Linked DNA regions of Homo sapiens: all the other regions are linked to region 2. Evidence: chromatin loops called from intact Hi-C (ENCODE). Cell type or tissue: PC-3. All regions are shown on one strand. Region 1 overlaps RELN (reelin). Region 2 overlaps RELN (reelin). Region 3 overlaps RELN (reelin).

Region 1 (2,500 bases), 130 kb before region 2:
TGTTTAGCTGCCACTTACAAGTGAGAACATGTGGCATCTGTTTTTCTGTTCCTTTATTAGTTTGCCTAGGATAATGGCCTCCAGCTCCACTCATGTTGCTATAAAAGTCATGATGTCATCCTTTTTTATGGCTGTGTAGTGTTCCATGGTGTATATGTACCACATTTTCTTTATCCAGTCTACCACAGATGAGCATTTAGGTGGTCTTTGCTAGTGTCAGTAGTGGTTTGATGAACATACACATGCATGTGTCTTTATGGTAGAATGATTTATACTTCTTTGAGTATATACCTAATAATGGGATTGCTGGGTCAAATGGTAGAGAATTAAGATTTTTCCTAAGCAGTGTGCATTCCTGATCATTGTTTAAATGCTTGAAATATTTAACACTATTTTTTAAATTTAGATTTTAAAAATTTCAGAATATTATCTTGCAGACTTTAATACCTACACAACCATGGTTTGTGATTAATTAAATAGAAAAGGTGTCAGATGAGAAACAGCATAGTGTTCTGCAAATATATTTGCTATTAACATTATTTTGTTACTACTTTAGGTATTACCAACAAATGAATATAGATTCATATATTGTTATTGATATTTTTCCATTGTAGTTTAGCATCAGAATCTAAACAAGGAAGGGTTACATTTTACTAATCATATTATTTATGACTCACTTCCTTGTTTACAGACCTGTGGAAATTGTATTTGAAGAGCTGCCTATAAACATCTGATCTCTTTAATAATTCCATTTGTAAATTATTTAGCATCTGCATCCTGCCATTATGTAAGGACCATGTAGTTGTGCTAGCTCATTAAAACTGCATTACTTTCAACCCCAGAAGTCACCTATGGGATTTTATTATAAACACAATGAAATTTTGATTAGGGTTCTGAAACAAGACCTTGTCAAAGTAAATACTTGCTATACATGTTGATATGTTATCACAGAGCTGAAAAACAAGAAGCTTTTAAGAGAACAATGATGACTGGAGTAAAAATTTACTGAATTTAAGTAAGATAATTTGTTTGAAAATAATACAGCAAAAGCATAAAATACCTTGTAAGTTCAAATACCACTAGCAAGATGAAAAGGACAACTTATTCATCATCGTTTAGAAGCTTGAGATTCATTAAGTCACAATCAGATTGAAGTTCTAAAAGTCAATTTTATTTTTAATTCTGGTAGAGTTCCTTGAGTACCTAAAGAAATGGTATACCCACAACTTTTGGGACTCCTTAAAAACTAATAACTGCTTTCGAGTAGAGCTGAAAAGCTTCGCAATTCTAACACTGTTAAGCTTTCGTACAGGTGAGTCCCTTCTTTAATAGAATATGAAAAATTTGTGTTCTTTGTGAGTTCCACTTATACATCTGGAAGATATTTTACTCCTTAACTTGCTCTGGGAAGAAGCTTGTGCATAAATACCTTGAACTGTAGCACATATCCAGGTTTCAGGGTCAAATCTCGAGTTACTGCAAATCGATCTCCATCTGATTTTCCAAATATCATTGCTGATGGTGTGGCAGCACAGAAGGTTTCATTTTTAACCATTCCTTCATTAGCCAACATCAACCACACACTCATCTGATTCATAGGGTAATCAAAAGCTGGCTTCTCATAAAAGTTCTAATAGAAACAATACAAATAAAACAAAAGGCAATTTGATAGCTTTGAAAACAAGAAAGGAATTTTCATTTCATGACATGCTGGGCCATGTACCATTTGCATTTCTAGGAAAACACAGAAGAATCTCTATTTTTTTTTACTGCTATTAACTTTTTCTCCTGATGATTCAACAACTGAAAGTATTTTACCACTGTGTATCTAATCATTTTATAAACACACTAACGATTTTGCTTGATGATTTAACCAGACTTCAGTCTTTTTTACATCTAAATTATCTGTGAAGTGGTAGCATAGAGAGGTAACAAAAAATTAAGTACAAGCCCTTAAACTTATATTATACATTCAGTGTCAAGCACTAAATCCTTAAGGAAATGAGTTCTTTATGCCATTCACTTTTATAATTATCTGTCTTCTTGGAGTTCAGACATAGGAGAATACCTGAGGTAAAGTTGGATTGATAACTGGGATGATCTGCTTCTGCTTCTCGGACAGAATGATGATGTCATCGACTGCCCACTGGTCATAGTCCTCCCCTGAGAACACGGGCTGCCACCAGCGGAACCTGGTGCAAGGGGTCTTGGCAGCAGCTGGAAGCTCCAGATAGACAAATCTGAATAAAAGTAAATCATTTACGGTTGGGAAAACAAAAGCTGTGCTTTTTTTTTTTCAGCTATTAAAACAACAAGGGTAACAACAAGAGAAAAGTTTTGTTTGGTTTGATCTCAATATTTTCCAAAAGCCCGTAAGTTTGGACATATCAGACTTGAGGTTTAACCTTGTAGGCAGGTTTAGTCCTGGTCATGTTTATTTCATTTGGAATTGTATCTTTTGGAGAAGAGGGAGAATATTTCAACTGAGTTTGATTCATTG
Region 2 (2,500 bases):
CTTAGTTGAATACATTTATATCCAAGAATCTTACCCTTAAATAAAACACGTATTTAACCTTATAAAACATATGTATTATTTTTGCCATTAAAATTTTCTAATGTTTCATTTATTTTTGTTTTGGGCTTAGGTCACCAAATATTTTGTTAGTCTTATACTTAGAGGTGTCCATGTTTCAGAAGAGGTGTTCACTATTTCATAATAAGTTCCCCAAGGTCTTACTCACCAGGGAGAGTGATTCTGGAAAAAAAAATGAGAATCTAATTTTAAATATATTTCAGTAAGTTCGTGGAGGAAATGAGCAACAATTCATACCAAGATATGGAGGAATCGATTTCTCCTCCTCTTGAACTACCTGTTCTAAAAGAGTTGAGAGAGAATTTCTCTACTGAATCAAGTTCTGAGTAATTAAGATGTTTATGAATTAGGCTCAAGGGAAAAATCAACTGCTTTTCTTATGCTAAATGAAATAGAATACCTTTTACAAGTGACATTTTATCCTTTACATCTATTAAAGAAAAAATAATACCAGATCTCTTTTCTTTCACAAAGCAATATTCCAATTCAGCTAAGAGTATTTTTAGCTTTTGTAATTTCCAGTTTTTATTTTTCAAAATACACTCGTGTAAACAGAGTGGCTCTCATTCATCTCTGAGACTCCGTAGCATGTACAGTACAGAAGGACAATAATTCAAGCCTAAGAACATCTGTGTATCTTAATAAGTAAATATAAAGCATTTATGATTTAATGACTTCCTTCTGTCTTGAAATGATAAAAACAAAAACAAAGCAGCAAAAAAAAAAAAAAAAAATTAAACACACGTACAAAAATAAAACCCGAATGTTTAGGACATCTGTAAGTAAAACTCAAGAGAAAAGGTACTAATTCTATAAATCATGAACAAATAATAGATTCTAGTTAGCTCAGTAATTACGTACTGATAAACACTTGCATATGTATTTCTGTCTACTTGTTTCACTTAAAGTATAGTTTACTGGTGATTCTGTTTCTTTCTGGGTAATCATTTCCATTGACTGTGGTCCTCAGATCACCTCCCCCAAGCCCCCTCTTGCCATGAAATGTCTGCATCACATCAGTTTAACACTTGGTAACATACTATTATAGATGTCTTTGTAATGGTTACTTGTCACTCAGGGAAGCAATATTTATGAGCATCTATTTATTATGAGTCCCTGGGCTAGTGACTGAGGATACTGTGATGGACAAGATAGATTTGTCTGGCAAGCCAAACTATTTATTCTTCATGGTGTGTTTTTAAATGCTTTACCTTTATTCCTTGTTTGGCTAATGAATCCTATTAATCTGATGTAAGAGGTAAGCTAAATTGAACAAGTATATTACTTGGTAAATTCTTTTAGAGTGACTCAATGCAGATCTCTATCAAGGAAGTGACAAAGAACCCCTAACACAACTACCCAAACAATTTTTCTGAAGAATTAATTTCATTCTATTTCTCTATTGCTCAAGAGAGAAAGAGGTTCTTTTGCAGACCTCTATTAAATAACTAAAGAACAACATTATTTTACTTTTAAAAAGTTAAATTAAATGAGTTTAAAACCTCCATTTAACATTTATCCCTCTATTAAGTAAGTTGAAGCCCTGAGCTGATACAGATTAGTCTTCAGATAGATGCAACTTTATCTGACATTGCTCATAGCTACCAGGCCCAGTTCCTCTGCTCTAGGAGGGCACGCATGTTCCCCTCCAATGTCTTGCCTGTATTCACTCTGCCTCTTCACTTGAAAAACCTTTCCCTGTCCTTTCAAGTGACTTGGGTTGTTGGCAGGGATTCTCCTTCCTAAGAAGCCTTCCTCAAGAACCTCATTAGGCACTGCCACCCTGGGGACATATACACAGACCCACCCTGTTTACAACAATGCCGTTTTCTAGAGATTTCATGCTCTCTATGTACCCAGTGCCTTCTACTACATTGTTAAGTGCTGTAAAAACGTTCTGTTTTCTCACTTATTTTGTTTTCCCAGTTGAAGCCAGCTCAAGCAAATACTGAGCACACAACAAATATTCAGTGAAATTTTGTTAAGACTGTGTGGTAGACACAAGGTACTACCGCCATTTCCTTTGGGTCCTCAACCCTGCCTGAGAAAGTAGAGTTCGGAGGCATCTGTAGGATAACACTTTGCAAGGATGTCATCTCAAATTTTTCTTCCTATCCCAGAGGAAATCTAAAGGAAGTGGGCAAATGCCCCTAAGGCTACTACCATAAATTCCATAAGTTGCGTCTAATGAATCAAGTGAGGATGGTAGCAAATCGATGTCTCAGCACAGAAATGGATAAGAGATCTTTCACTGGAATGGAAAAATGAAAAGTTCTTCTACGAATATTTTAGGACACTTTCCAAGATGATTTAGCTGTGGATAACATGATAAATTTCATCTTGCAGAACTGCATTTTCAGGATTCTTTGACTTTAAAAATCATTGGTTAAGACAGCCTTACATTTATGTATATATATGTATG
Region 3 (2,500 bases), 76 kb after region 2:
CAGTCAGAGTGACAGTGGTTGTCATCGGTAGTACAAGTGAACATTTTGCTAAACAGAAGGTTGTTTATTTGAGGCAGACTCTTGCTTTGTCACCCAGGCTAAAGTGCAGTGGCACAGTCTCGGTTCACTGCAGCCTCTGCCTCTCAGGTACAAGTCATTCTCGTGCCTCAGCCTTCAGAGTAGCTGGAACTACAGGTGCACACCCATACGCCCGGCTAATTTTTGTACTTTTAGTAGAGATGGGGTTTCACCATGTTGGCCAGGCTGGTCTTGAGCTCCTGGCCTCAAGTGATCCACCTGCCTCAGCCTCCCAAAGTGCTGCAATTACAAGCATGAGCCACAGTGCCTGGCCATAAACAGAAGTAATATTTTTTAATTTTGTAGGTAATTTTTTTTAATTTTAAGGGTATTTAAAATGCTGATACTAAACTATCTAGACTAGTGATTCTAGAAATGGGCAACTTTAAAAATATACACATTGCCATGCTCCACTCTTGACCGCTTAATTTAGAATCTCTGGGCTCAAGGTTCAGGCACACATGATTCCAACTGTAGCCAGGCTCGAAAACTACTAGTCTGAACAGACGAACTGCTATATATCCCCCTATGAGTAGGACAGATTTCATGCTTCCTCTAAGTAACAACTTCCATTCCTGTCACAACCATCACTATCAGCAAGCTGTTTTATTCCTTCTTTCCCCAACCAAAGACCCTTTGGTAAGGATTAAACTTTATCCTCTTGGCCTGGCAGTGGATTATCTTCCAGTCCCCTTTGATTTTTCACTTTCCTTGGTAGATGCATATCACATGCATATCTAAGTTGCAACAACAACAACAAAAACAGGCAGAAAGAATAATTTTTCACTGAAGTAGGATTCTCCCATGAGCCAAAAAGGACACCATATGAAATGATGCAATTCCCGAGTTGTCTTTGGTAAAGTCATTTACAAACTGAACAGGCAGAGCTTCTCAACCTTAGCACTACTGCACTACTGGACATTTATTTAAATTGGATCATTCTTTGCTGTAGGGGGGCTTTCCTGTGCATTGTAGAATACTTAGCAGCACCTGTAGCACCACTAGATGCTAGGTATGACAACAAAAAAATGTCTCCAGATATTATCAAATGTCCCCTGGGAGCATAGGTAAAATCACAGCTGATTCAGAAACCCTGGTATATAGGTTTGTAAGAACTCAGCCCATATCAAAATTTCAATATTTACACAGAACATCGTGCTTACCATACTGAATACATATGCATTTTGACACTTACACTATGATAAATGTTTCAAATTTGGCTCATGTCTAGGAGTTTAATTTTCTATAATATCCCCTAATGCCAACTAGTATTTTCTATTGAAGTCTAGGTGTTTAATTATATATAATATTCCCTAATGCCAACTAGTATTATCTATTGAAGTCAATTTGTATGGAACAATCATAACAAGCTTCCTGCATTGCTTTGGGCAAAAGAGAAAAGAAAGATTTGACAAACACACACTCTGCAGTAGATATCTATATAAATGGTCCTCACAGGCTCAAGCTAAGTATTGGCTTTAGAAAGTTGTCTTGTCTGACTCACATTTTCTGTGAATTTACTGTGTTGACTAACACAGCCCTTAGGCTTGGGCAAGTCAAAATGTGCAGTGTTTTTGTTTAAAAGGTCTTTCCTGGAAGTGAACAAAATATTGTTACAGGAGATCCAGTGTGGATAATCGGGAGGGGACAAAAATATAAGGTATAAACATGAAAGTTCAAAGCCAAAACTGTAACAAAAAAGCCAAGAACTTCCTAACAGAGCAAAAGAGACTGAATCAACTCATCAAAAAATTAGGTATTTTAGAGTAGAGTCATATGCTTTATGAGTTTATTTTTCCCTTTGCTGGGAAGACATGAACAAAACATCCAATTTCAGGAACTTCACTACTTTGTTTTTGCAAACAAAGGCAGGTTAAAGGTATAGTCAAAAGTGAAAAGTAAATCATGGAAAATGAACATTTTAAATTCCTTTGGAATTACAAAGCACAGTCCCCTTACTAACAGCAGGAAAATAATGGCCCATCATTACAATTTTGCCCCAGTAAACATACACTATTTGGATTACATTCTGGATAAGTAGCAACAAGGAATACCATTTTGACACAGCTAGGGCTCTTGTAAGTCATTCTCTGCCTTTCTGTAAATATTCCATTTTTGTATAGTGCTAAAGAAATCACATTTTCATTTTTCTGTAGTTCATTATGGCTCATTGCTGTAGCAACTGCCAAACCAGTCAATTTGTGTAAATAATAGAACAAGCTTCTATTGTCTCTCATCTGACACAGTGCCAACTAGTTGGTCTACCTATTTCAATATGGAAATCATGTTTTTAAACTCTTTATATAATTTAAATATCCCTGGAGTTATATGCAGTAAATTATTTTGGAACACTGAACTGAGTGTATGTACTCAAGCACTTATCCCTTTAAATTAGGTCATACAGAATACTGATTTCCATATT

The links. A loop is a pair of places that touch in the nucleus more often than their neighbours do. Peaks named below come from ENCODE experiments on the same cell type or tissue, not always from the same donor. Only the 100,000 strongest peaks of a DNase experiment are listed, where the experiment ranks them.
Region 1: it touches region 2 in a loop (6-fold over the local background); 1 of 110 quality-filtered maps calls a loop at or near these places.
Region 3: a loop joins it to region 2, with 5 times the contacts of the local background. A loop is called at or near these places in 1 of 110 quality-filtered maps.

What each region holds. Positions count from the first base shown.
Region 1 is chr7:103,592,253-103,594,752 of GRCh38, forward strand. It overlaps RELN (reelin), which reads right to left. Exons shown (of 65, transcript NM_005045.4): 26 at 2,069-2,240; 27 at 1,430-1,630. Among named protein-coding and RNA genes, the nearest start is that of SLC26A5, 150 kb to the left of the region's middle. In PC-3, no CTCF peak of the experiment used is centred here; no DNase peak of the experiment used is centred here; H3K4me3 peaks cover 745 bases; H3K27ac peaks cover 1,303 bases.
Region 2 is chr7:103,717,539-103,720,038 of GRCh38, forward strand. All of the region lies in intron 8 of RELN (reelin), which reads right to left. Among named protein-coding and RNA genes, the nearest start is that of RELN, 270 kb to the right of the region's middle. In PC-3, no CTCF peak of the experiment used is centred here; a DNase peak (open chromatin) is centred at 1,313; H3K27ac peaks cover 2,128 bases.
Region 3 is chr7:103,793,715-103,796,214 of GRCh38, forward strand. The region is part of intron 3 of RELN (reelin); the gene reads right to left. Among named protein-coding and RNA genes, the nearest start is that of RELN, 190 kb to the right of the region's middle. In PC-3, no CTCF peak of the experiment used is centred here; no DNase peak of the experiment used is centred here; H3K27ac peaks cover 1,594 bases.